Regions from separate parts of the Homo sapiens genome. Here region 1 is linked to region 2. Evidence: read pairs that join two places in POLR2A ChIA-PET (ENCODE). Cell type or tissue: OCI-LY7. All regions are shown on one strand. Links, peaks and the distances in the headings refer to the core of each region. The heading gives the core; the rest is flanking DNA.

Region 1 (15,018 bases), core at 4,749-12,748, 240 kb after region 2:
TTATTTATCCATCCATCTGTCCATTTATTCATTCACTGTGCAAACACTTGAGTGCCGAACATCCCAGGCACTGTGCTAAGCAGAATAAAACAGCCTTAACTTTCTAATTTAGATGACAAATTACAGCATTTCTCTCTCCCAATTTAAACAGTTAAAAGAGTGCACCTTTCAAAGACCATTAGAATGTGAGACTTTCTTCTGCATGGGTCCTCAAATACAAAATCATATCTTCAATTAATCACCCAACTATCACCACTCCATAAGGAAAGCTAGGCTTGCAGACTTGTCTCAGCAGCCAACAGTTAGACAGCTGCACAGACACTGAGGCAGGGCCTCATTTAAGTGGAAATCAAACTATGCAGGGACTCCTCCTGACCAGTTTTCTCCTTTGGCATGAGGCACTTGTTAATTTCACTGAAGAATTTCTGTAAGAAACTAATTTTCACAACAAAAATAAAATCTATATTCAGGTAGCCACTTGTACCAAAACGCTAATAAAATAGATTCCTGGTAAAGAAAAATGAAGAAAAGATAACTTTAAATAACCAGGGAGGAAAAGGTAATAAATGATCAGTTGAAATATCAAAAATAAAAAGGCAATTAAAAAAAGATAAAATGGCATGAATGCATAGTATCATGGACTTGGCATGGCTTCAATTATTCATTTTTTAATGTATAAGTTTTTTTTAAGTGTATTCATATTACACTGGTCTTGCTACCATGGTAAGATTAATGCTATACTACAATTCTAATTAAAATTCATACTGAGGCCCAACTCTCAACATTCACGTTGATAAATAAAAGGAAATGGCGATGGAATACACGAGAAATACGCAACTTTCCTTCTTACCAAACTGTCAACTTTAACTTCCCAGTTATGGATGGAGAAAGTCAAACCCTCACGTCTACCGTGGTGCATCTCGTCTATCCACGCAGTTAGTGGCACACGTTTAGCCGCGCCGTAAAGAAGCATCACCTCACTTCACAACTGTGTTCTGAAATAAGCCCTCTGGTCTAGGGAAAAACCATCTAAGCAGAGGTTCACATGCTGAATTCCAAGCCAAACACGTATCAAGTGTTCACAGCTGTCTGCTGTTTTGAGAACTTCTTGGAAGAGAATGAATAGGTCTGCTGTATATCTCACTAAGAGTGAAGAGGACCTACACCATTCTAGCGGGGAGGAGGAGGAAAGAGGCCAAGGACACGTTCCCAATTACGCTATCGTCAAATGGCTGGCCTGGGAGAGAGAGAGTCTCCATTTTCTTTTCTCTTTTTTTCTTAACATAATTAATCAGATATTAAACACAGATGAAGTAATTTGAAACTAATTTTTGTACGATGTAAGCCATGTGTTAAAGATTTTCCTCATAAATGTACATAGCTATCATAAACTGAGGCTAGAAATTATCTTCTAAATGTATTAGTGTCAAACAGAATATTACCGTCTTCCCATGACATTAAGATCAGAACACAGCAGTGAAGGGAAAAGAACATATTTTCATTCTATCATACTTGAGCTGAAATCATAAAGACGTACTAAAGCAATTTAAGTGTGAATTTAACAGTATCTTTTAAAAGTTTAAACTAGACGGTAGAAAGCATATATAATTTAAGTTCTGAATTCTGAATATCTACTTATTGTTCTACATTTTCAAAAACTATAGCCAGGCCGGGCGCGGTGGCTCAAGCCTGTAATCCCAGCACTTAGGGAGGCCGAGGCAGGCGGATCACGAGGTCAGGAGATCGAGACCATCCTGGTTAACATGGTGAAACCCTGTCTCTACTAAAAATACAAAAAAAAAAATTAGCCGGGCATAGTGGCAGGCGCCTAGTCCCAGCTACTCGGGAGGCTGAGGCAGGAGAATGGCGTGAACCCAGGAGGCGGAGCTTGCAGTGAGCCGAGATCACGCCACTGCACTCCAGCCTGGGGGACAGAATGAGACTCCGTCTCAAAAAAAAAAAAAAAACAAAAAAAAACAACAACTATGGCCAGTATTCTGGATCCCCATGGGGCCTACGTAAAGAAAGCTAAACTCACCCAGGAAAGCTCCCCAAATAGAGACTGCAACTTACCTCCAGCTCTCCTTCCTTTCACTGGTTCTACAACAGTGCCCTAAACATAGGAGGTCCTCTAAAAGTATTTGTTCAATAAGATGCTTAAAGGGGAAAAATATCAGAATCAAATAAAGAATACTTGCTGGCACCTATTAAAAAACAAAATAAACTAATAAAATAGGTAAAATGATCAAGAAGAAAATAATCCCACTATTATCAGAGCAACTGTTCTTCTCAACTTACGATGTCAAAATGTTCTCAAATAACATCAAACAAAAAGAATTATCAAAGTTAACATTACATTTTTTTCTAGGAAAGATCTAAGTATATGTATTGAAAATTAAGCTTTTCGATCAATTTAATCAACATGAGCATACAGATAATAGTTTAGTACTACTAATAAAAATATCTTTTGGAAAGTGCTGGATCATTTTACACTAAAGCATATAGCCAAAAAAAAAAAAAACTAGTATTTTCTTCTACATTTCCCCTCTAAACACTACAAAATGCACTACATCAAAACAATTGTATGGAAAGATACAGTACTAGACTTGCTCTTTGTGAAGCTGTATTGTCAATACAGCTCATTGTACCACACAGTACAGGCCAGACACCTTTAGCAGTCTCAAAGGAGCTGTGAAAACACAGACCTTACACTTTCCCCAATACTTCATCTAATGCAAACAGAGGGCAGTCCACTTGACCGACATGCAACAGACTTAAGATCCCTTGAAGCCCAGTTATTCCGTGCCTATGATGATGAATTTAGCACAAGAGGAAGGGAGTCCACATTCACCTCCACCTATGCTGAGAGAACCCAACAAAAGCTTGAGCCTGGGCTCTGGTTCAAAGGCCACAGCAGCAAAAGAAGTCAAGAGAATTCCAGGGATGAGGTGATGGGAGTTGATATGATGCTCTCTGAGTGAAGGAAACAGAGTTGCCTCAAGCCAAGCTTGAGATGGCCCAGAAAGACCACAAAGGTTACTGCTGCCAGAAAAAGAAAAGAAGGGATATCTCTGGTACCTGGGACTGTTACAGGGAGTTGTTTCAGAATATCTGCATCACTGAAGGACATCATCTCAAGAAGTCCCCGAATTAAGATCTGATATTTAAGGTGCAAAGTGACAGCTTCCACACAAAGGCCAAAAGTTACCCTCCAGGCCACCAGAAACTCAGTGTAACCAAGCCTAGTGTGACACTAGAAACAAGACAACTACCTACACGAGCCACACTGAGCAGGAGGGAGGGATGGGGCAAGAGTTGTTTTGGCTACTGTGGCCAAAGCTAATCCTTGCTCCTGGTGGCCCTAACATAAATCTCCCCAATTAACCCACGGACTATGTTGTTAAAGTCTTCTTACAAACAGGTTGTTCAGAATTCTGAAAAAATATTTCTAGAGAAGTAATGTCATAAGCATTATCATTGCTACACAGGCTAATCTGTAAAAGTCATTTTAACCCATGATGTACTTGGGCTGCAACACCAAAAGTAATTTCTCTGATACTCTTTAATAGCTACAAAGAAATCTCATTTTCCTGACCTCCCTGACTGAGAGGTCATTAAAGATGACATTCAAGACCAAGAGACAGACCTAGCATAAATAGATGCTGTAGGGCTGGGCATGGTGGCTCACGCCTGTAATCCCAGCACTTTGGGAGGCTGAGGCATGAAGATTGCTTGAGCCCAGGAGTTTGAGACCAGCCTGGGCAAAATGGTGAAAAACTGTCTCTAATAAAAATACAAAAAATTAGCCAGGTGTGGTAGCACGCGCCTGTAGTCCCAGCTACTTGGGAAGCAGAGGTGGGAGGACCACCTGAGCCTGGGAAGTTGAGGCTGCAGTGAGCCATGATTGCACCACTGCACTTAAGCCTGTGAAACGGGAACAAGACCCTATCTCAAAAAAGAAAAACAGAAAAAAGGAAAAAAAGACCAAAAAAAAAGAAGACCAGCAGAGGTCTTGGCAAACAAACAAACATGTGGGTTCTAATAAGTTAGGCCTTCTCTATTTCCATAATACCTTGGTATTATTATTAGCAAATATACTATATATTTATGCAATATACATTTATGTAAATATACTGCTTGCATAACACCTTGGTAGGTCTGCAGAGAAGGCAGTGCTGGTTTGCACCCACCACTTCCCAATTATTCTGAATTTAAAAACAGAGTGCTGGGCAAAGGGACCCTATGACACAAGGGTGTCAAGCTGGCACCATCTATATTGACCTACTGTCACCTAAATAAGTTATGAACTCAGTACAACAGTTCTGAGAGTCATGTTTACCATTCCATTGTCAACTAAGAACACGTTTTTGTTGCTTTAGAAGAAGGAGGAGTTTGTGACCAGTGTGAGACTCCATGTCTACTATAAAAAAAAAAAAAATTAGCCAGGGGGTGGTTGCACACCTGTAGTCCCAGCTACTTGAGAGACTGAGACGGGAGGATGACTTGAGCCCAGGAGTTTGAGGCTGCAGTGAGCTATGATCATGCCACTGCACTCCAGCTTGGGTGTCAGAGCAAAACCTTGTCTCAAAAAAAAAAAAAAAAGAAAGAAGAAGAAAGAAGGAAGAAGAAAAAGTCTCCCAGCCGGGCGCAGTGGCTCACGCCTGTAATCCCAGCACTTTGGGAGGCCAAGGTGGGCAGATCATTCGAGGTCAGGAGTTCGAGACCAGCCTGCCCAACATGGTAAAACCCCGTCTCTACTAAAAACACAAAAACTAGCCGGGCATGGTGGCGCGCACCTGTAATCCCAGCTACTTGGGGGGCTGAGACAGGAGAGTCGCTTAAACTCTTGCAGCGGAGGTTGCAGTGAGTTGAGGTTGCACCACTGTACTCCAGCCTGAGTGACAGAGCAAGACTGCCGTAACAAAAAAAAGAAGAAAAAGTCTCCCTAGTTTATTACAGTCTTTACTCCTGCTCAATATTTAGAAAGTATATCTGAACTGTATACTCCTATATTCACAGCAGGGGCCTACCCTCCCTCAGTACTTTCACAGAATGACACTTCTTTGAAAGTCACAGGGTCTTAAATAAGATGACGAGTTACTGTCCTCCACAGCAGAACTACAAACAAGATCTTAATTTGCTAAGTTATTGTTTATTTACTAATATTACCCCAAATTCTACGTTTTTGCTTACTACAGAAATTCTCATAAGACCTATTTCCTTGGGCTCCATGCTGACAGGTCTGGTTACTGAAGAAAATGAAAGAACTTGCCATTAGTGTAGTTATGTACATCAAGGTGGGTTCAAAGGAATCTCTAGGGACAGTGACAAAGCGCTGCCGTGGGTTAGAATGGGCATTGAGAGCTAAAGAAAGTAGTAACTGTGGCCATCCAGACGGCTAGACTTGTTGCTCAATTTGCAAATCAGTGCCAGGAGAATATGAATTGGTGAGGGTCAGTGTGGGACCTTGAAGATTACCATCTCCCATGGTCTTTCACAGGCAGGAATATGGCCAAACCCTCTCAGGCTCAGCTTCTCTCCCTGTATGTCCCTGGCCAGTTTTCTTCCACTATCCACAGAACCATCAGAATCACCACAGTTTCGACAGCAGCAGCCTCATGAAGTTCAAACACCGTGGCAAATGAAGAAGATGGGCAGGACTAAGAGGAAAGCAACAACAACAAAAAAAGCAGCTGCAACTGTGCGGGACACTTGTAGCGCGTGGGCTCCAGACAGTGGCAGAACTATACAAGCACTCCACAACTCGGCACTGGACTGTGTTCCAGTCTAGTAAGATTTGGCTCTTTTGGAACTCAGAACACATTTTCAAAATGGAATGCTGATATAGCCTAAAATTAAACCTGTTCTTATTTCTTACTTATTTCTTTCTACACTGATCAAACTCTAGCCTTCAGGGAGCTTACATTCTAACAGAGAGAACAACAAAATGGAAGAGATCAATAAAAGGCTAACAAGAGGCAGGAAAGACTGGCATGTATGAGGATACGGAAAAGACCAGGACGTTGGGGGTTTGCTTAGGAGCGGCCTGTAGGCAACAGAAAGGGGCTTATATTTTATTCGGAGTGCAGTGGGAAGCCACTGGAAGGTTTTGGTTTTTTGTTTTTTGTTTTTGAGACGGAGTCTCGCTCTGTTGCCCAGGCTGGAGTGCAGGGGCGCAATCTCGGCTCACTGCAAGCTCCGCCTCCTGGGTTCAGGCCATTCTCCTGCCTCAGCCTCCCGAGTAGCTGGGACTACAGGCGCCCGCCACCACACCCGGCTGATTTTTTTGTATTTTTAGTAGAGACAGGGTTTCAACGTGTTAGCCAGGATGGTCTCGATCTCCTGACCTCATGATCCGCCCGCCTTGGCCTCCCAAAGTGCTGGGACTACAGGCGTGAGCCACTGCGCCCGGCCGCCACTGGAAGGTTTAAATGAAATGTTCTGGTTTTCATTTCAGGAACAACATTGTTGTGTGGAAGAGGACAGAGTGAAGGCAGAAAGCACAGGCAGGAGGCTGCTGCAGTGATCCGGGTACAGCTGGTGGTGGCCAGCACTAAGATGCTCATTAGAGAGAGGGACAAGAGAGCAGCTGGGAGGCAGGCTTTTGGTTTGTGTGTGTGGTGTTTTGTTTTGTTTTGTTTTTGTTTTTTTGAGAAAGACTCTCACTCTGTCGCCCAGGCTGGAGTGCTGTGGTGTGATCTTGGCTCATTACAACCTCCACCTCCCGGGTTCAAGCAATTCTCCTGCCTCAGCCTCCCAAGTAGCCGGGACTGCAGGTGCCCGCCACCATGCCCAGCTAATTTTTGTATTTTTAGTACAGATGGGGTTTCACTATGTTGGCCAGGCTGGTCTCGAACTCCTGACCTCATGATCCACCCACCTCGGCCTCCCAAAGTGTTGTGATTACAGGTGTGAGCCACTGCACCCAGCCCGGGAGGCAGGTTTTAACCGAGGGACGTGGAGCAAGTAACTTAATCTCTCTGTAATTCAGTTTTCTTACCTATCAATTAGAGATAATAACAGTATCTACCTCATGAATCTATGATAAGAATTCAATGAGTTAATATCTGTAACATGCTTAAAACTGTGCCTGGTACATACTAGGAGCTATATTAGCTATCACTATTACCACAACCTACCTCATGGTACTATTGTTAGGACCAGACAGATTATTTGTGTTAATTCGTGTAATATTTTTGAGGCAGTGCCGGCACATAATAAACTCTCAGTAAGTGTCAGCTATTACAGTTATGAATAATTCCCAATTGGTGGTGGCAGTAATTGAGCTGAAGAAGAATGGGACAGGGCATGGAGTTGCCATGAGCAGATGTGGCATGTTGAGTCTGCAATGTTTAGGAGACATCCAAATGGCAGGGTCAAGTAAATAGCTGGACACTTGCATCTGAACCTCGGAGTCAAAGTATAGACTGGAGATAAGTCAGTGTCATCGACATAAAGGTCAGTTTTAACTACAGAACTACAGAACATACTAAGCCCAGTGAGGGAGGATGAGGATGGAGGAAAGGCTCTAGTGGTGAGCCCTGTGGAACCCCACGTCAGGTAAATAAAGGTAGGGAGCCAGCAGAGGAGGGTGAGAAGGAAGAATGAACAGGGAGGAGGAAACCAACAGAGAGGGGAGTCTCAACACCTGAGCAAAGAGAGGGCCTGCAGAAAGGTCCAGTTCAATGAAGACATTGGATGTGGCTCCTGAAGCTTATCTGTTCTTTTAGCATCTTACCCATTTTGACTTTCCCTAACTTTCACTGGCAACACTGTCTGTGTGAAGAACACACATTCCAAGGACATCATAGTACAATGGGAAAAACTCTGTCCTTGGACTCAAGAGACCCAGGCTCAAGCTCCAGTGAAGTGTCGGGTAGGTCCCTCAACAAGGGCCTTCACTTTCGCCAAAGGCAAAATGACAAGATCGGACCAGATTCCCAAAGCCAGGTCATGAGATCTCTATGCATCTACAAACCCAATAATCAAAGTCCATAAGCTCTTTTTCAATATTTAAAACACATATTGATCGTTTCCTTAGCCTTCTAGCTAAGATAAAGTATGTATTGAGAACTACACATCTACTATAGTAAAGTTACACAAACCTAACTGTCACATTTGTTTTTGACTGAAACACTCTAGAAACTTGGAAAGCAGTAGTGATTAAGAAGGGGAACTCAGGAGGCTGACAGCCTCACTTCAAATCTTGGGTCTGTCAATGACTACTTCCTGCATTAGAGCTATGCTACTTAACTACTCAAGGTCTCAGTTTCCCCAACTGTAAAATGGAGGTATGACAAAACCTATCTCAGGCAGCTGTGGAGGGATTTCAGTGAGTTAATTGTAAGCTCTCTAAAGGAACTTCCTGATAGTTTCCTCCTCCCTTGTGATTCTTTCTGTCTCCTCTGCTTGTTCCTCTGCCTTGGCTGGCCTGGGATGCTGAGGTTCCACAGCACTCACTGCCAGATCCTCTTCTTCAGCTCCAGCCTCTCCCTCATTCAGCTCACATTAAGCATAAAAAACAAATACGAGCTATTAATACCATTATCTTGTACTGAACAACAATTCTTGGCTAGTAATAAGATCATAGCCATTGGGGCAGGAAGGGAGGAAGAAAGAAAATATAAAAAGAATCTGATGATAAAAACATTGGTGACCACTGGTAATTCCCAACTGAAAAATTCCACCTCTTTATGCTTGAAATGCACCTGTTGCCACATCACATGGTCCTTGGCACCTTGAATTAAAACCTAGTGGATAAGGCTTTCTCCTCTACCTGTCACCTCCCCGAGGACAGTAGCCACATCTGACTTGGTGACAGTGTATGCTCAGCAACTGTGGAACCAATCCCTGGGTACTTAACCAGCCCCTTCCCCCTAAATTCACTCATACATTTCTAATTTAGAAATTAAACGTTCTAAATATTTTTCCGCAAATACTTTTAAACCCTCCACTGCACATGTGTCCCAGTGAGTCCTTTCAATGACTTACCCCATCCTTTGTCTCACCTGAAGCAAATTCTACAGATTTTCAAACGTAGCATTTCAATGTTTCCCCCAAAACAGATTTATTCTCAGTGCTTTCCAACTTTAAACTAAAACTTCTCAGAACATTTTATTTTTCTTTAGGAGGACAGTTACACCTGAATCAAAGCTACCGTTTCAAAATTTTTAATGTGGGGCCAGGCGTGGTGGCTCATGCCTGTAATCCCAGCACTTTGGGAATCCAAGGCAGGAGGATGGCTTGAACTCAGGAGTTTGAGACTAGCCTGGGGAACAGAGTGAGACCCCATCTCTACAAAAAATTTAAAAATTTGCCAAATGTGGTGACCCGCCTGTAGCCCCAGCTACTCAGAGGCTGAGGTGGGAGGATCGCCTGAGCCCAGGAGTTTGAGGCTGCAGCAAGTTATGATGGCACACTGCACTCCAGCCTGGGTGGCAGAGCAAGAACCTATCTCAAAAAAAAAAAAAAAATTCTAAAATGGATTAAAGAAACCCTATCTGAGCTACAAGAGACAAAGCCTGTGAGAGTTAGATGTCTCCTTGCCCTTCCTCCTCATCAACAAGTCATGACACAACTTGAGGAAGCTGGACCTATTTTGGTTAGGCACCCACTTAACTTGGCCTTTAAATGCTTTCTTCATTACCACATGAGAAGCAACAATTGAAAATGAAACAAAACTCAACAGAGCAGTGACTAACATAAAACTGCTTATATTAAATAAACTCAGTACAGCATCTTTTTTTTTTTTTTTTTTTTGAGACAGAGTCTCACTTTGTCACCCAGGCTGGAGTACAGTGGCGCGATCTCGGCTAACTGCAACCTCCACCTCCTGGGTTCAAGCCATTCTCCTGCCTCAGCCTCCCATGTATCTGGGATTATAGGCACCTGCCACCATGCCTGGGTAATTTTTGTATTTTTAATAGAGACAGGGTTTCACCATGTTGGCCAGGCTGGTCTTGACCTCCTGACCTCAGGTGATCAACCTGCCTCAGCCTCCCAAAGTGCTGGGATTACAGGCATGGGCCACTGTGCCCGGCCCTACAGCATCTATTCACACTAAGCTGCTTTATAAACTCTGAGGCAAAAATGAAGGCAGCCTTGAAAGTTGCCACATTTAAGCACAAGGAAGCCTGGAGTAAATCACCTCTAATTCAGGAGCAATTTCATCTGTGAAGGAAAAACTTCAGGAAGAAATTTTGAAAGCTTGAGAAAAGCTTAAAAGGAGGCAAGCATCACATCAACAGATGATGTGTGTTAATTTTAGCTGCAATAGTCTAAAGTGCAGTGTCAAACCAGGAAAGCAGCCAAGCAACACTCAGGCCAGAGACGCTAACTGAGTGCCCATCACCGGCCCCGGTACCAGAGACACTTAGTGAGTGCCCACCACAGGCCGAACAGGCCGGGTGCTGACAATGCAAAACTCATCGAAGTCCAGTCCCTAGCCCCGAGAAGCACCCTACACAGTGAGAGAAGATGGGCAAAATAAACCAACTTCAATACTACAAGGTAAATCCTGTAATCAAGAGCCAAAAAAGTGCTGTGGAGCAGAGTTGAGAGAATCTTGCTGGAATGACCGGTCCCTGGCAGGATAAAGCCAAGGTAGGGTCTTCAGATGATGATGCAAGAGCAAAACAAAGAAAGAGAGCTCCAAGTTGGACCAAGTAAGGACAATTTACTGACAAAAATATCTCAATAATGAAGACTTTATAATAATCCAAGAGAAAATTAAGCCAGAGTTCTTAAGATAAATAGAAGGCTATTAAAGATATATAGAAGATCTAATTATACTGCCTGGATAGGAAAGGGTCTTACTGCTACAGAGTAGAATTAACGTATATTTAATAGATATGAATGCTGTACATTTGACACTTACTATTTAACTTTAAAACAATTAGCCTTTTCAAAAACTCAGTGTTTTTGTTTTTTCCTAGATCTAGAAGCAATAAAATGGGCTTAAGGAACACGGAATAAAGGGAGCAACCCTGTGAAGACCACAAAGGCAGAACAGTGACAGCAGCTCAGCAGCAAGACTGCCGGGCACCGGGCCTGGCTCTCCCACCACCTGACTGGGTAACTTTTCAAACACCTTCATTTCCCAAGAAGTAGGAATGTTGGGAAGACTAAATAAACATATGTCAAGTACTTAATTACCTGCCCACATAGTAAAGTGCTAAATAAATGTTGGACATTGCTTTTGCAATTTCATTTATATTCTACCCATTAAGCAATGTTTAAAATCTGGAATAAAATAGATTATTAAAGAAATATGCAGAGACAATTATCATTGACCCTGATTCCATCTGGAAATCAGGGATGAAGAATCACGGAGAAAAAAAGGTTAAAATTATCTCTGATCAAAATTAAAGTCTATCAAAATCTCAAATGGCAACGAATTCTTGCTGAATGGCCTTGTATGTGAATGCTAATGATTTCTCCATTACTAAGGAAGGGCCCACTTTGCATCTTACTCCATGTTCTCAGTCTCCCAGTGAGACAGGAAAATCCTTTTTTTTTTTTTTTTTTTTACAAATGCTGAAACTAAAGTTCAAAGAGTTTAAGTAAGGTTATGAAAAGTCACTAGGCTATTAGTGACATAGCTTAGTTCTGATATCTGGCTCCAAGACCCATACTTTTTTCCACCAAACTATGGTGCTAAAATTAACAACAGTAATTTCCACTCCACAACACTGTTACTTTGGAATAGGAAGAAAAAGTTGTGTAATTATCTGGTGAGAACAAAACAATGTATGAACCTAGGCCAACTCTATTCTCATATTCTCAGACTCGAGAATTTCTAGAAAAAAATAATAAATGGCAAACCCAAATTTAATTTTAAAATGACAAGAGCCACAAATTGGAAAGACCCTTCACAATGCTCTGGTCACTAAGCTTGGGTGTGGACATGGGTGACAAGCACTCTCCAATTCTAGTGCAGCTTTCCAAAAAGCAATTTGGCAATATGCAGAAAGTGACTAAAGCCAACAGTGCTAAAGGCTAAAGGGAGGATTAAGCCAAAGATGCTCACCAAAAGTGCTATTCAGTATCATTCTAGAAATTACAAGCAAAATATTACAACAGGAAAAAAAGTCATATAAAAATAGAAAAAAGTCATATAAAAATAGAGCCAAAAATCACCCTGATTTGTAAGTAATATAATTTTCCATCTGGAAAACCCAACAGAATCAAATGAAATCAGAACAATTAAGAGTTCAGTAAAATAGGAAAATGTAATTGCTATGATCCAAATGTTGGTGTCCCCCCAAAATTCCTATGTTGGAACCTAATACCAAATGTAATAGCATTACGAGGTGGGGCCTTTGGGAAGTGATTAAGCAAGCCCTCACCAGACAACAAGTCCACTGGTGCCTTGCTCTTGGACTTCTCAGCTCCCAGGATTGTGAGCAACACATTTCTACTGTTTATAAATTACCCAGTCTAAGGTATTTTGTTATAGCAGCCAAACAGACTAAGACAATAAATAGTACACAAAAATAAATTCAGGATGATGAATGAGCCATCTGTTTACCTTATCCCTCTCCCCAAAGTCCCATTAAAATGATCAAACAAGGCCGGGTGCAGTGGCTCACACCTGTAATTCCAGCACTCTGGGAGGCAGAAGTGGCCGGATCACCTGGGGTTGGGAGTTCAAGACCAGCCTGACCAACATGGAGAAACTCCGTCTCCACTAAAAATACAAAAAAAATTAGCCAAGTGTGGTGGTGCATGCCTGTAATCCCAGCTACTCGGGAGGCTGGGGCAGAAGAATCGCTTGAACCCAGGAGGCAGAGGTTGTGGTGAGCCAGGATCGCACCACTGCAATCCAGCCTGGGCAACAAGAGCAAAAGTACGTCTCAAAAAAAAAAAAAAAAAGAAAAAAGAAAAAGAAAAGAAAAGAAAAGAAAAGATCAAACAAATGTAAAAGAACAAAAAAAAATTTTAAAAACCTGTGGAAAACAGAGTGAGGTACCACTGATAAACCCTTCTCAATTTCTAGAAGACATGGAGGAGAAGGGATTCGACTGATAGAAAAGCACCAAGAGCCTTAATTCAGCCAGGCAAATGCAAGCACACCACCCTTGACTACAGGGCTTTAGGCAATGTCTGGCCAACAAACATGTCTATACCAACCCACGGAGGAAAACGGGAGGCTGACCTTGGCAGGCCTTCTTGCACCACATCCACACGGGAGCAAAATAGAAAAGGGGAGCAACACTCCAGTTAACTTTGGATTGCCACACAATTTGCTAATTGAGAAAGGGTATAAATTGTCCTGACAAAGCAGTGACCCTCCTAATTATTTGGAAGATTTACTATGAGATGGCTGCTAACTGTACACAGAGGCCTAACAGAGCAACAGAAGTGGGAGGGTCAGAAATCAAACTGAAGACCTTCTTCTGGAATCCTCCCAGGTCCTACCCTCCCTCAGTCTAACAACTAGATGAAAGGCAAGGACAACCTCCTTTGGTTACTCTGTATGAACCCACACTGACTTCTCACATCACTTAGTTGCTTTCATCTTCTGTGTTTGACATGTTGGCATATCAACTTCAGTATTCTTTGAGGGCAAAAATTGCATCTTCTAGTATGATTTATCTACTTGATGGCCTATTATGTCTTCAAAAAGTTTAATTACCCGGTGTCCATCAACAGATGAATGGGTTTCAGCACTGTCCTGGATTATAGAAAGAAAAAAACCCAGATGAATGGGTTAACAAAATGTGTATTGACATACAATGAAATATCATTCAGCCTTGAAAGGGAAGGACATTCTGACACATGCTACAACATGGATGAACCTTCAGAACATCATGCTAAGTGAAATAAGCCAGATATAAAAAGACAAATATTTTATGATTCCACTAATATGAGGTATCTAGAGTAGTCAAATTTATAGACACAGAAATAGAATGGTGGTTATCAGAGGCTGGGGAAGGGGTAAAAGGGAAGTGTTTGATGGGCACAGAGTTTCAGTTTGGGAAGATGAACAAAAGTTCTGGAGATGGATAGCGATGATGGCTGTACACCAACAGGAACGTACTTAATGCCACTGAATTATACCGTTGTCCCTCAATATCGATGGGGGTTGGTTCTAGGACCCATGTAGATAAAAAAATCCTTAAATGTTCAAGTCTCTCATATAAAATGGCATATTATTTGCACATAACCCATATGCATCCCTCATATACATCATCTCTAGATTATTTATATTACCTAATACAACGTAAATGCTATTGTTCTACTATATTTTTGTTGTATTTTTTTTCTTTGAACGTTTTCAGTCCTCACATGCAGAACCTGCGGATATGTAGAGCCAACTATATACTTTAAAATGGTTAAAATGGTACATTTTAGCTGGGCACAGTGGCTCACACCTATAATCCCAGCATTTTGGGAGGCCAAGATGGGCAGATTGCTAGAGCCCAGGAGTTCGAAACCAGCCTGGGAACAAGGTGAAACCATGTCTCTACAAAAAATACAAAAATTAGCTGGGCGTGGTGGCACGTGCCTGTAGTCCCAGCTACTGGGAAGGCTGAGGCATGAGATTCGCTGGAACCCGGGACGTCAAGGCTGCAGTGAGTCGTGACTGCATCACCGCCCTCCGGCCTGGATAAGAGTGAGACCCTGTCTCCATAAAAAAAGTAAATTTTATCACAATAAAAAATTTTTCAAAAAGAAGTATAATTATGAAAACCACTTTAAAACATGAAAAATGCTTATGCTATGTTAAATTTTAAAAGCTTCCAACAGTGTTTAAAATGTTGCTTAGAACTTTTTGGAAAAAAGTGCCTATGAGGAAAGAATTCAAGAGAATGCTATGCTTAAGAGTTATAACAATGGTGGAAGCTAGGGGTGATTTTCCCCCTTTTACAAATGTACTATTTTACTACTTTTCATGTTTAAACACACAAAAATAGCAAAATATGATACAGTAAGTATAATACCAAAAAGGTAAAGGCAATATGGCTATAACCACGAAGCTCCCTCATGTGTTACTCCTTTCTCCATTCATGGCAT
Region 2 (15,018 bases), core at 2,776-10,775:
CTGTGGAGAGAAAGATTCATAAAGCCTGGCTGGAATCAGGAGAGAAACGAGACGAGGGGGGACAGGGGGGTTTGAGACTTTAAAGTTCTTTTGGGAACTGTGATGCGGACGTGCTGGTGTTCCCAGTACGGGAATACTGGTGAGCTGCACATACGCATTTACAGGTAACTCCTTACACGGCCCTCTTCTAAGCAAAGGCAATGCATTCTCCATTTCCTACTGGAAGATTTATTTAAATAAAATATGCCTATTAAACAAAACAAGCAAACAAAAAAGTCCCATAGCACAGATGCTTTCCCATCTGGTTGGTTTGTTACGTTTTCAACATAGTGTACCAGTCCTTTATCCACATAGATAATTCACTTTTTTCAAGTATACTCTCAAGAGGTCCACATCATGAAAAACAGGTTAAGAAATGAGATAGGCCAAGTTAGCAGAGCCAGGGACATGGCCACCAGCTCGCTGTGGCCCGGTCGGGGTGCCTGTGCTGCTGTCACAGTGAGCATGGAGGACCAGGTCAAGAATGGGACAGTGGGGCTGGGCTTTTGCCGCTTCTGGCTGCCTAGCAGGTGGACTCTAACCAGCGGGTTACACGGAGGCACTAAGTGGGTCTGGGCAGTGTGGTGTTCTCAAGAGGCTGGTTTGGTCTAGTCTGACCCGTCCACTCTTCCCGGAAGCTGTTTGTGGAGAAACGTGGGCTCTGTCTCCCACAAAGACTGTTGGGCCTATTCTCTTGCCATCCTCCCACGAGCTCAGCTTGGCTTATACCAGCACCTGCTGACAAGTGTGTGTGTTAGAAAAAGAGAATGTTGACAAGCTCATCCTGTGGGAGAGAACCCTGGATGCAAGGGTGAGACCCACTGGAGTGCAGTGCACAGGAACAGATGGGCTGGGGGCACGAGGCTGACTCCATGTGGCCTAAGATGGGCCAGGGATCCTGAGGGTTCCATGAGCTGGACGCTCTGTGGCTTTTAGAGAAACTTCCCTTCCCAAGCTGCCTGAATCTATAAGGTCATCAAAGGAACCACTTAGCGAAGAAGAGACTTTTCTTCCACCAGTGCAGGAAATGGGACCTAGGCTGGAGCTGGTTATTCCAAAGGGTGGATGAAGGCAGTCTCTTTCTACTAGAGGAATGTTTTCTCTCAAGTTTTATAACAAAGGAAACTGTTGAGAAACTGGTGAGAAACCACAATCCTGGGACGGAAGAGCCTTCTGCAGTCAGAAGCAGGTACCTGAGGAAGGCAGGAAGTGGGACTCAGAGGACCCCATGGGCTCCAGCACAGAAAGAAGTTCATCACTCGAGGGTGTGTCTTCTCATCATAGGGGTTGGGGGGGCGCATGCGTGTGGCATGCACATGCTGTGGTGTCTGGACTGCCTGCCTTTTTACTGGGGAGAGAAAGAAAATATAACACTGGTCAAGCCCCTGTTTCAGTGACCCCAGACACTGAAATAAAAGGAAATGCCCCTGTTACTGGGTGAAAGTGCAAGATTCTGATTAGTGGTTCAAGGTGACACAGGAGACACTGAGTTGATTCATGTGAAAGGAGGAACCACAGATCATTCACATGAGCTGGAGGATGAACCAACAGGAGACATAGAGACCCTTGGTTCCCAGGACAGAAGGGAAATGGTGTCAGGTCTGGGCACTTTTCTACTTTTGGAGAAGAGTGGAGAGAGGAAGCACTAGGTTGTCCATACCCTCAGGGTTGAAGACAATGGGAAATGGCTGTCACAACTGGGAGAAGGCAATGTGACTGGTTGCCTTTATCATCCAAGCTCCCCGCTCTTTCCCGGGACAAGAGCTATCCCGTAGCTGTGCCTGCAGTGAGGATGCTGCACCATCACTGGGTGCAGGGGAGAGCCTGGGAGCCAGCCAGAGCTAAGTGGCAAATGGGATGCTGGGATTCATAACAGTGACCTGGAAGAACGCATGGGCAGGTCAGAGGACAAAGAGCAAGATGCTTTGCAAGGTGTCTGCATGCTGTCCTGAGTGGTGGTTGAAGCTTAAGAAATTCCTATGACTGCCGGGCATGGTGGTGGGTGCGGTGGCTCACGCCTGTAATCCCAGCACTTTGGGAGGCCAAGACGGGTGAACCACCTGAGGTCAGGCGTTCAAGACCAGCCTGGCCAACATAGTAAAACCCCATCTCTACTAAAAATACAAAAATTAGCTGGGCATGGTGGTGCGTGCCTGTAATCCCAGCTACTCGGGAGGCTAAGGCAGGAGAATCGCTTCAACCTGGGAGGCAGAAGTTGCAGTGAGCTGAGATCATGCCATTGTACTCCAGCCTAGGCGACAAGAGTGAAACTCCATCTCAAAAAAAAAAAAAAAAAAATTCCTATGACTTACTCTGGGGCGCCTTCTTTACTTGAAGCGATCGCTCAGACAGGAACTCTGAAATGGGTTCAAGAAATGAGCCAGCACTTCCAATGGATGGCTTCTTATTCTTCAGCACATAGAGCAGCTGTTTCTAGGAAGTGTAGGGAAACAAATCCACACAGACTGGCTCCTTTGTGAAGCCTGGGTGAATAATAAAACTGGTCAGCCGAACGTTCACTCTTTCCAGAATTCAATAACAAGGACTTAAATCTCATTCTATAAAGCGGATGAGCTCACCTGATGAGGGGCAGGGGTGGCCCATCTGTATGTAATACTTGTTTTCATGGGAGATGACTAAGTATAAGTAGCTCAGAGCTCATTACAGGCAAATCTTTACGACACACCAGAGTGAGAAGCTGGGAATAAACCAGGTCTATTCATTAATGTGACCCAGAAATCTTGGATTCTGTTTCAGGATTGGTTTTTGTCTATGGAATCCAGAAATCATTTCAACCTCTCACTGCTTCCATTTTCTTCTGAAAGGAGTGGCAAAAGGTATTCACTTCATAATGGAGTTGAGATTTAACTGTGGTTAGTATCTTTCATCCTTGGAAAACTGCAATGCAATCTCCATGAGACAGTTATTTCTCTTCTACAGTGAGTTTTGGGAGCTAGGTTCGAGCAAAATTGATTCCTTATTCTTTGAAAAACACCAAAAAGGTAGTTCTGTACATGCACACATGTATTATCACAGATAAACCTCCCATGCCCCACCTTCCCACCTCCCATGGTCATAGGGAACTTTAGGGCAGAGGAAGCAGGCTCACTAAGCACTTATGAGTAACAACAATAGTTAATAGTTATATGAGCACCTAGAGTTGAATTGCTTAAAACCTAGGTTTAAGTTTCCTACAAATTAACAAAGGTGTTAATATTTGGCATCTCTGATCTTTAGATGCTATACAGGTGCACTTTTAATCGAGTCCTCTTTTTTTTTTTTGAGACGGAGTCTCGCTCTGTCTCCCAGGCTGGAGTGCAGTGGTGCGATCTCGGCTCACTGCAAGCCCCGCCTCCCGGGTTCATGCCATTCTCCTGCCTCAGCCTCCCGAGTAGCTAGGACTACAGGCGCCCGCCACCACGCCCGGCTAATTTTTTGTATTTTTAGTAGAGACGGGGTTTCACTGTGTTAGCCAGGATGGTCTCGATCTCCTGACCTCATGATCCGCCCGCCTCAGGCTCCCAAAGTGCTGGGATTACAGGCGTGAGCCACCGTGCCCGGCCAATCGAGTCCTCTTTTAAAAAGCCATGAAAAAGCAAATCTAAACCAGATCATCAAGAAGACAGCACAATCTCTGACTTCCCCAAATGGGCAACATGATGACCGGGATCTCAGGGTCTCCAGTAGCTGCTAGCAGTTACCAAGAGACCCAGGAAGCAACTGGAGGGTGGGTAGGTCATGCCAATGGAGCGAGGTGATTTCTCCTCACAAGGCTCAAGAATTCTGCACACAACTTTTTTGATCTGCAAAATTTTATTAAGCAATAGCTGGACAACTCTTACAACTTCAAATCATCAAGAAAAAAATAAGGAGATTAATCCGTCTCAGTAATAAAGACAGAAAATAACTTGGACAAACCACATCGTTTTGAATGCAAACCATTAATGCCTTCTAGAATATCTCCTGCACAATCTAATACACAAAATACGTAAGAAGAAAGGCAAATAAGGATGAGCTCATTAAAACGCATTTGGGAGTCGCAACAGATCTTGCTTGGAAAGTAAAACCAGCAGGATGCTGAATTAAAAAACAAACAAACCAACACTGGAGGAACTGAGGTGCACAAGCAGTGCACGCCACTGCCGAGGTCTGGACATGAACATGCTGGTGGTCTAGTTTGGTCTGGGGCCTATGCACCTGCATCGTGCACTTACGGTTAAAAAAAAAAAAAAGGGAAAAAGAAAATGCCAGTAGTAATAAACTCAGAAATTATGTCCAAATTTACAGTACCAAAATAATGCATTTATAAACAAATGCAAAAACAATACCCCTTTGGTAAATAATACAGTGTCTTTTTCAGTCAAACGCATAACCCATGCTTTTCTACAACACGAAAAAATTTTTATCTACAATAAACAACAAGATCTTAGAACCCTACCCCTCCCCTTAAAAAGAACTGTAAACAGAAAATATAGGTACAAGTAAAGTTACACAAAAATTGCACAAAGCCAAAGAAAATGGAAACAAAGTAAGCCACAACCCATTAGAGTTTTATCAGCCAGAGGTAAGGAATCACACAAATGCTGAAGAGTTCTGAGTTGTGTGCTATTACAGAAATCCCAGGAACTCAAACGACATTTTGGACACATTTTTGTCTCCACTAACTTTGCTTACAACCATTGACTTGGCCAAATGATACAGGCACACAGCGACACCATGGACTCCTTCTCCAGTTGCTGGGCCAAACTTTCCTTTTCAAGAAACCTTTTCAATTTGAAGACCGTGTAACATGGCAGAGCACACTCAGGAATTTGAGGTGACCTAGGTATATATTCCTGTGGTTTTGGGGACAAGTAGTGACTTATTTCATGGCTGTTCTCATGGACATCCAGCTGAGCAGGGCACACCCGTGGAGACTCCTTCTTACCTAGAATCAGTACTTTTGTATATTCTATGAGAACAAACACAATTCCAAACACATTTAGAGGTGCACAAAAGATATTACTTTAAATGCACTGGTTTATATTCAGTACATAGCTCATTAACACAGGAAAAGAAATATTTCTCTACACAAAGGCAATGGTGTGAAATATATTTCCCATGAAAAGTGGAATGATGAGGCTGTTCAGTGCTGCGCTCTTAGGCTGAGAGCTGTAAGGGAGTTTAGAGGGCTGTCCAGGCTGATCCTTTCATTTCACAGATGGACAAGTGGAGGCCTAGCCAGCCCCAGGGACTTGCCCAAGGTCACCATCCAACCCTGTGGCAGAGCAGGCTTGACCCTGGGGTTTGCAGACTTTTTGCTATGATTACAAGATGAACATAACACATTCTTCCATGTCCTTGTGAGACACTTGACAAGGGAGCAATGGCTATGGATAAAAACACTAGCCTGTGAAATTCTTTGATTTATGCTGCCATTAGAGCTTTGAGATTTTCCTGCTTCTTTGGCCCCAATTTTTCTCAGGATATACATTCAATGGGTATATTGTACACAAATCTGTGCCTTTGGTTTGATGAGGTTAGAGCTAAAACAAATTTAGAATTGGTTATATTTGTTAATATATCACACTTCCCTCAAAAAGTCATAGATTCTTTATACAGTTAACCTTTTACTGGACTGCTTTTAAATTTAGGGATTCAATGAGGTATCTTGATATTCATAAACTATTAATAAACATTAAATTTTTAGAAATCTCCTGCATAAAGTATGAATTTTCGTCGTATTTAGTCAACAGAGACTGACTGAATGAAAGCATAGTTGAAAATAAGACCACCACTATTAACTGAAACGTCACACTACTAGGACCGCACAGCCCGCAGCTTGTGTCTGCCTTGGCGCAGGAGGGCAGCCCCTCTTTTCAGGCCCCTGGGTAGAGGGGAGGTGGGCAGTGGCTGCCGGGGTCACTCCGGTACAAACTCATACAAACTCACGTGCGCCAAACATCCGAGACAGAAGCCTGTGCCTCCATCGGGGGAAAGCGCCTTTGGGGGAGGGAGCTAGGCATTTAGAAGCTTAGTTAATTATTTGCTAAAAAAATCCATTTTTTTCTTCTCACATGTATTTGTAGCTTTCATTTCAAAGATTTTCCCCTATATTTGCTCTTATTAAACAGGTTCTAAAATGGGCTTTTTCAGGGTCTTTATATCTCAAAAACAATTAGAACACAAAAAGTGAAGCTTATTACCTAGTAACTCTTTCCTTGGCTACTCTCATTCTAATAGGTCTCCCCTTTTTATTTCAGATCAACTGTTATTTTCAGATAAAAATAAAATTTTCAAAAGAAGAGAATACTATTTGAGTGTTATCTCAAAAAAAAAGTCTCCTTTGTATATAATCAATAACACAAAATACAAAAAAAAATTTTTAAGTGATTAATAGGAATTTTTTCCCAATTAGAAAAGTTACAAATTATCCAGCAAAAAACCTTCTATGGGCCGGGAGTGGTGGCTCACGTCTGTAATCCCAGCACTTTGGGAGGCCGAGGCGGGCGGATCACCTGAGGTCAGGAGTTCAAGACCAGCCTGGCCAACATGGCAAAACCCCATCTCTATTAAAAATACAAAAACATTAGCCTGGCGTGTTGGCGGGTGTCTATAATCCCAGCTGCTTGGGAGGCTGAGGCAAAATAATCACCTGAACCCTGGAGTCAGAGGTTGTGGGGAGCCGAGATTGTGCCACTACACTCTAGTTGGGCGACAAGAGTGGGACTCCGTCTCAAAAAAAAAAAAAAAAAAAAAAAAAAACCTTCTATCATATCCTCTTTATTTCTTGCAGCAAAATATACTGTGACCATGTAAGTCGTTAACAAAGATACTATTTTTCTAAATAAATAAAATGGGTATAACTCACCAAAACGTAACAACAAAATAATTCCTAAGAACACTATGAAAAGCAAGATAAATAATTATCTCCTAAACGACAAAACAGGGGAATTGCATTTAGATTATCTAACAGGCTATAACCATTATTGCACAACCAATAAGCACTGAAACACCATATCAAGCTACATAAACTCATATAAAAGAATTAATTCTGATAACATTGCTGAATTCTTTCTGGAAGAATGCACCCACTAAAAATATCAGGTCCAATACGTTAAATATAAATGAGAAACTGGTATTAGATGGGAAATATCCTTTGCCACATCAGAAAACTTCGTCAGTATTTCTCTGGGGTTTGGAGAGAATTGGGAGTGATGTCATGTCATCTTGATCTGGGAAAAAAATGGGTCGGTTTCTTTTCCAATTTTTTAACTAAAACAGGGGATTAAAAAACGTTTAAATTTGAAAATACTTTTCTGTAGCATCTTCTACTTGTCTGTTTCCAAATAAAATGCAAATTTGGAACCCAACGCCAGCAGATAGTTCCTGTGCTCCTGCACAGCAGGCCCAGGAGAGGGGCCTGATCCTAAACAACATCACAGGTAAGACTGAGAAAAACAAAAACAAAAACAAAAAACAACAACAAAAAACAACAACAAAAAACACTGGGTTTTGTCATCAGGGCTTGAATACTGCCCACAGGTTCTCACGAGGACGAGGAAGTGGGAAGAGATATTCTAGGTAATTTTTTTTTATACAATTAACAAACTGTGATCAACCAACTACCTAGGTATTACAATTTTAATAACGTTTTCTCAGTGGTTTAGCTCCTTAGTAAACAGTCTGTACAGTTAATAAACAACTTTTTTTGTTAGAGAAGATCATGAAAATTTTGTCAAAGATTTGACCATACTCCTCTGTATTTTAATACCCTGGTGAACACTTAACATTTTTTTGGTTACATTTCTAATTTGATAGAAAGCATTTGTAGTCAACTGAATTTTAATGTAGCCAAGAGGAGAAAAGGAGTGGTTTCAAATCAAGCGTTGTCCACACTTTTAGAATGGGAAGGCATAGAACATGGTATCTCATGGGAAAGATCATGTTTACAGTAATGCATTCCAGATTAAAAAGTAAAAGGGGCAGAGAGAGTAGAGGCTGTTTCTCAGCATGTGAGGATCTAGTGACTGTCACCACATTATTTGAGAAAACTGCTACCACTACCACAGGCCAGGATCTTTCCATTTTTGTCTCTCACCTTCTCCCAGAACCAGTCATGCTGAATGACCATCACTGATCCTACGGAACTTTGACAAACGATGAAACTAGTGGAGGCTTTCAATGTAGACATCCTCAGCAGAGGAGTGTAGCCCTCGTACTGCTGCTACAAGTCACACGCTGAGTCACATTGCTGTCTGCAGAGTGATGTGAACCTGTGTATACGTGCAGTTTCTTCTTTACCCTTCGTCCCTTCCCCAACATCCTCAGTGAGCAAATCGCATTTCTACCTGGTGAGAACACCCCTGTAAAGAGCCTACTTTGTTGGTCCAACACAGTGTGTCTGCCCAAATGCCCTTTATTAATTAAGTCACCTTTTGGGGAGTAACATAATCAGTGTAAATCAAATGCTGTCCCCATCCCATTCCCCAAGAACCTGCATCTTGAGAATTTTTGGCTGTGTTTTGTAAAAGCTTTTTGCTTTTACGCTAGTGGTGATGTTGGAGGAGAATACAGGATAATGCATCCTCCCTATGTCTAAAAGAATAGCAGGCTCTAAGGCAGACTGTCTTCATTCTGAAGGGCCCAGTAGAGCATTACCACAGCCAAGCTGTTTCCTGAAAGAACAGCAGGTGCCTAGCACTCTTTGCTTCCAAATGCCACTGAAATGAAAGAAGAAAAGAAGAACAGACAATAAAAGGTAATAAAACCCAACCAAATAAATGACGACCACAGGTCAGCGCCCTCTCCTGGGCCTGCCGGGCTTTTCCAGTTTTGCTGTTGGCTTCTGGTCCTCCCAGGCATCGGACCCCTAGAGGGCTCCTCTGGCATCTCCGAAGACCTCTTCCAAAGGCTCTCTGCATCTCTCTCCTCCCCACACCAGTCTCTTCATTTGAGGCGCTGAGTCACGTTGGCCAGGGCAACTGCAAAGGCCTGCACGGCTGAGAACGGATACTGGAAGTCTAGAATGTACGCACTGCCATCAATCCGTCCAAACTGCATCACCTGGAGGAGGGCAGGGGAAGCAAAGACATTAAAGAATAAGGTGAAAAGGCCAGGCGCAGTGGCTCACGCCTGTAGTCCCAGCACTTTGGGAGGCCGAGGTGGGCAGATCACGACGTCAGGAGATAGAGACCACCCTGGCTAACACGGTGAAACCCCGTCTCTATTAAAAATACAAAAAATTAGCCGGGCGTGGTGGCGGGCGCCTGTAGTCCCAGCTACTCGGGAGGCTGAGGCAGGAGAATGGTGTAAACCTGGGAGGTGGAGCTTGCAGTGAGCTGAGATTGGGCCACTGCACTCCAGCCTGGGCGACAGAGGAGACTTCATCTCAAAAAAAAAAAAAAAAAAAAAAAAAAAAGAACAAGGCGAGCAAGGCGACAGCCGGGTCTGCATGGCTCCTTATGGAAGCAGACAGCACCGTCTATGAGATACTTTTGCTAACAAAAGTGACCCTGAATCTGGTGAAGCTTCTATATCTAACTCCAAGTTTGCAGGAAATAAGGGGACTGAGGAACATGTTAACACAATGGAGACAGTGAGCAAGGTTTGGAATGTGGGGACAATGGCCTCCAGCTCCATCCGTGAAAAGTTACCTGTGGGGTACAACATCCAATGTTTGGGTGATGGGCATACTAGAAGCCCACCCCCCATTATGCACGTAATGCTCATGTAACAAGCACATGTACCCCTGAATCTAAAAGAAAAAAGAAAAAAAAAAAAGAATGGGGTGAATGCTACAGGCCAAATGAAGTGGTTTCTTCACCTAGGAAGTAGAAAGGAGAAAGAAAAGCAGAAAGAAACACAAACAGGCCAGAGGCTCCAGAAGAGAAGTAGCACCACCACTGTCCAACACCGCTGCCTCAGGGAGGGACTTGCTGGCCACTTCCTCACCAGTTCCTGTGCCTACATCCCATCAGACAGTGACGCCATGCCCTAGCACACGGGCTGCACTCATCCGCCTCTGGTCCCCAGTCTGCGTGTTCCACAGCGGCGGGGCTCTGTCTTCCTCACTGCCCTGATCCTAGCACTATAGCAGGGGCTGACGCACTTTCTGCGAGGGGCTGATAATAAATATTTTAAGCTTTGTGGGTCACACGGTTTTTACCACAACTCCTCAACTCTGCTGTTGTCCGGCCAACACAGCCAGGGACGATACTCAGGTGAATGAGCGTGGCTGTGCTCCAATAAAACTTTGTTCCAAAAAGAGGCGGCTGGCCAGAGTGGCCCAAAGGCCAGTATGCCAACCCTGGGCTTAGAGGATTGCCAGGCACACGGCAGGTTCTCAATAACATTTATTGAGTGAATTAACGAAAACGTGAATTTAAGTAGAGAGGGGAGGGACTTTACAGGATGGTGAAGGGGGACGTTGGCAGCAGGACAGAGCAACCCTTCTGGGCTGGAGCAGGGAAGAACTAGGACCCAATGTGTTCAGCTGCACCATGAGATAACATCCGGTTCGAGAACTGGGGAATGACTTCCATATACAGAGAAATAGGCAAATGAGCAAACAGACAGATAACAGGAAGTTGATATGTCTAGGGGAAGAAAAGTATACAAAAAAGGAAATGTAACTAAGCCGTAATACATGGCTCAGCTATTGACTAGCATAACAAGGTAACCAGTGACCACTGATTTAATGGGGAAGGAAAAGCTGTGTGCATACATGTGTGTGTGTGCATAGGGTGAGCAAAACTAACCCTCACATTCCTTAGGAAGTCACCATCTGATGCCAAAAACAGAAAAGTCAATGAACAGAAGTAGAAACGTATTCTTTACAAATATGACTGCAGGCCAGGTGCGTTGGCTCACGCCTGTAATCCCAACATCTTGAGAGGCTGAGGCAGGAGGATTGCTTGGAACCCAGGAGTTTGAGACCAATCTAGACAACACAGTGAGACTCCCATTTCTAAAAAAAAAAAAATTAGGGCTGGGCGTGGTAGCTCACGCCTGTAATCCCTGCACTTTGAGAGGCCAAGGCGGGCAGATCACGAGGTCAGGAGATCGAGATCATCCTGGCTAACACGGTGAAACCCCATCTCTACTAAAAATACAAAAAAAAAAAAAAAATTAGCCGGGCATGGTGGCGGGCACGTGTAGTCCCAGCTACTCGGGAGGCTGAGGCGGGAGAATGGCGTGAACCCAGGAGGCGTAGCTTGCAGGAAGCCAAGACTGCGCCACTGCACTCCAGCCTGGGCCACAGAGCGAGACGGTCTCAAAAAGAAAAAAAAAAATACAAGACAGCAGTGGGCACACTAAAAACCATAACCCCATGAGCTCCACCTAAGAGGTGTTCGTTGTTTTCCACATTTCCCATTTGGCCTTTTGAAAAATGCTCCTTGAAGGCCGAAGCACTGAAACCCTCGCCTCCTGGGCTCGCAGCGCCACCTGGTCTGAGGTCTTACCTGCCGCCCCTCTAACTCAATCTGGAAGTTCTTGGCGGACTCCTGGGTCACCCGCCCCCCGAAGTCCAGCTGGTAGACCTGGGTGGCCTCGTTCCACAGCGGCTGCTTGTTGGCCATCACGTACACGAAGCCTTGGCTGCCCAGCCGCCCGTCCTCCTTCTCACTGGCCCGCCGGCACTTGGCCTCCTCCAGCTCGCCGGCGGCCCGTGGGGAGCGCTTGCTTTTCCAGCCCTTTCTGCTGCCCTGGCTCTGGTTCATGAGCTCATCCCCGCTGATGAACAGCTCAGGCTCGCTCTCGGAGCTGTCCTGGAACTCGTTTGTCTTATTCAACTTCTTTGACTTCAGTTGGTCTTTCTGACTCTTCACTTTCTTCTTCTCTCTCCCCAGGTGTGGGCTGGAGATTAGGGAATTAAAGTCACTCAAAGTCCTAGCCTCCTTCTTCACTTTGCCCTCAGTGATGGCCTGAACGCTGCCTTCTTCTGCTCGGCTGTCCAGGCGCTTCCGGTTCTTCTTTCCAAATTTTTCTGTCCGCTGGGGGACTGGGCTTTCGGTCAGGGAGAGGACTTCCTGGAAGTTGTCTGCAGTCTCTACCATCACCTCTGTGCCCAAGTGGCTTTGGAGGTCGGCAGGTGGTGGGGACACAAGGGGCTTCTCCACCACCAAGTGTGGCTTTGGGGGGAGAGTGCCCTGGGGGTTCTGCATGGGCGGGCAGGCGCTGTAGGAACTCCATGGATGCAAGGCGACAGGTGGCAGCTGTAAACTAGAGCACGTGCTGCTTCCTGGGTACATGGGGGGCAGGGTGCAATAGGAGAGGCTGGGTGGGTACAGCGGCTGAAGGACCACAGCAGGCTCCTGTTGTGCAAACTGCGTTGGGGACAGGGCATCTTTGGGAGAGCAGGGAGCCTGCACTCCAGGCAAAGGGGGGTTGTTATAGCTTCCTGGATATGGCACTCCCATCCCATAGCCTGTTTGGAAAGTGGCAGTGGGGCTGGCAGGAGACTTGGGGGAGATGAAGGGCAGTCGGGACACGTCCAGGTGCTGGCCCTGACTCAGCATCAGAGAGGACAGTTTTAAGGGGTTGGGCCCTGAAGTCTGTGCTGTCCTTTCTTGAGGAACCCAAACATCCTCACCCAGCATGGGGTCCCACTGGTAAGGGGGTGGCCGTTTCAGGGTGACAGCAGCTTCAGGCAGGGGAGGGTGCCTCAAGGGCTTCTCAAGCTGACAGTGCTGGGACAGGGCCTCGTCCTCCGTGAAGGCCGAGTTGACGTAGTCGGTGCGGTCGCGGGCGCTGTCGGGTGGGCTCAGGAGGCTGTAGGAGGACTGGGAGGCCAACGGGGAGGCGCTGGCGGTATGGGCCAGGGAGGCTCCGGGCTGTGAGCTGGGCCCTGTGCCACTGCACTGACTGCAGGTGTACAGGGCAGGTGGGGGCCGCGCTGGGAGCTGTGTCACCACCCCCCCGGGCCCGCCCTTGGACTTGGCCAGGGGCTGCAGGGGGGCCCGCGGGCTGTCGGCCAGCTGGGCCATCTTGAGCGTAGCCTCACGGTTGTTCCTCCGCAGGGTAGCGTGGATGAGGCTATTGTCGGACCTCTGGGCAGCCCCCCGCCCCTGGGCCAGCTGGCTGGCAATTTCAGGATACGGGGGTGGGTCCCCGGTGGGGATGGAGTAGCGAGGGACGGTCAGGCGGTTCAGGGTGGCACTGCTGCAGGGCTGAGGGACCTTCTTCTCAGTGGCCGTGAGCCTCAAGGTGGCAGAGCTACCCGGGCCGGGGAGGGTGTACGTGTTCTGGGAGCACAGCATCCGGGTGCGGGGCCGGCACACCTCCTCCACGTTGCCACTGCTGTCGAAGGTGGTGATCCTCTCATAGCCCAGGGGGGTCTGGTAGTGCACTGACGTGGGGTAGAGGGAGAAGTCGCCCTTCTTCAAGCACACATCCACTGGGGGCTGTGGGGGCGGCAGAGGGGGCGGGGGTGCTGCTGTGGTGGGGGCAGCGGGGATGGTTCCTGGGTACGGGGGTGGAGGGTTTATCTTCGTCACCTGGACCTCCTGGGGGGCACTAAAGACCACTGCGTCCCCCTCAGCTGCCAGCTGCGGTGTTGGCCGCAGGGCCTTGGCTGACTTCTGCAGGTGTTCGTGGTCTCGGTCTCCATGGCCCACCGTGGACAGCTGCATGGGCCCCTGCGGCGGGGGAGGCAGGGACAGTGGAGGGGGGTTCTGAATGATGCGGCCCATTTCCACGCTTCCGAAAATCACCTGTCCAGGATTGGAGTACCGGTTGGAGACTGGGTACTGGGTGGCACTGTCACCTGCATGTTCTGCTGTCCCTACAGCTGTCGTCTGGTTGGTCAGGACATCTAGCTGCACATTCTGATTGGCCAGTAGGGACTGCACCAGCCCTATGCTCTGCGTGGGGGACATAGCCTGAGCCGAGCTGTGGATCGGTGCAATAGGGATGTTCACGGTACAAGGTGGGCTGTTCTCAGGGACACCAGATGCTCCTGTCACTGGAAGAAAATTAGAAAAAGGAACTGCTTACAAAAACACTGCCATTAAACCAGATCAGGATAAGCAATACGTCTGGACTCATCCAGTCTCCTTCTGTAAACAAAATGCAAATTGCCAGAGACAGAGACGTGTCTGCTTGGGGAAAGCTGGCCTGCTCGCACAAGGGAGATGGGTTCTTGAGGGCAGCCTGCTGCTGTCTGTTAGCTAAGGGTACTGTCAGAACTTTTCGACTAACTCACTTTTGAACCTTCTAAACTTGGCACCAGTGCCTCAATGGCACCATCACAGATAATTAAATGTCTGAAGAAGCTTTTTACTGGTGATATTCATAAAATACCCACCCTTTTATGCAAGAAGAGGGCAATGGTACAGGAAAAACCTCCATTGAGGACTTGCAGTGCCTAGGCCTCTGAATAGGTCTATTCATGATTATGGGATGGATAGTGTGGAAAGTGTCATGCAACAGATGTGTATAAGAAATGTATGCACATTAGGTTTCTGTAAATAGAACCATGTAAAATGTGGTAGAAAAAACAATGAAAAGAATCTTCTAGTGAATCTGAGTATCATATGAAGGATCATTTCCTAATTTTTTTTTTTTTAAGACAGAGTCTTGCTCTGTTGCCCAGGCGTGCAGTAGCAGGAGTTCAGCTCACTGCAACCTCCACCTCCTGGGTTCAAGTGATTCTCCTGCGTTCAAGTGATTCTCCTGCCTCAGCCTCCCCAGTAGCTGGGACTGCAGGTGAGCGCCACCACACCCAGCTATGTATTTTTAGTAGATATGGGGTTTTGCCATGTTGGCCAGGCTGGTCCCCAACTCCTGACCTCAGGTGATCCACCCACCTCGCCTCCCAAAGGGCTGGGATTACAGGTGTGAGCCACCCTGCCTGGCCTTTATCTGCTTTTTAGCATTTCAAACAGTATGTAAGGTAGAGCCATGCTGAATTAAACCCTATAAATATATCCTATTTGTACACAGTGAGAGTTTAACAGAGCGTGCGTGCATTTGAACAGCGATCTACAGACAGGTGCT

Evidence for each region. Peaks named below come from ENCODE experiments on the same cell type or tissue, not always from the same donor. Only the 100,000 strongest peaks of a DNase experiment are listed, where the experiment ranks them.
Region 1: POLR2A ChIA-PET joins it to region 2 with 8 read pairs; 5 of 35 experiments call an interaction of 5 or more read pairs at or near these places.

What each region holds. Positions count from the first base shown.
Region 1 is chr6:158,265,891-158,280,908 of GRCh38, reverse strand. It overlaps a transcript of TULP4 not described here. Among named protein-coding and RNA genes, the nearest start is that of TULP4, 39 kb to the left of the region's middle. In OCI-LY7, for the core only: no CTCF peak of the experiment used is centred there; a DNase peak (open chromatin) is centred at 9,618.
Region 2 is chr6:158,500,644-158,515,661 of GRCh38, reverse strand. TULP4 (TUB like protein 4) reads right to left here. Exons shown (of 14, transcript NM_020245.5): 13 at 11,484-13,984; 14 at 3,834-9,084. The coding sequence ends at 8,968. It also overlaps the pseudogene CACYBPP3. Among named protein-coding and RNA genes, the nearest start is that of TMEM181, 52 kb to the left of the region's middle. RefSeq lists an enhancer at 8,677-9,177. In OCI-LY7, for the core only: a CTCF peak has its summit at 8,821 (motif pointing left); no DNase peak of the experiment used is centred there; H3K27ac peaks cover 168 bases.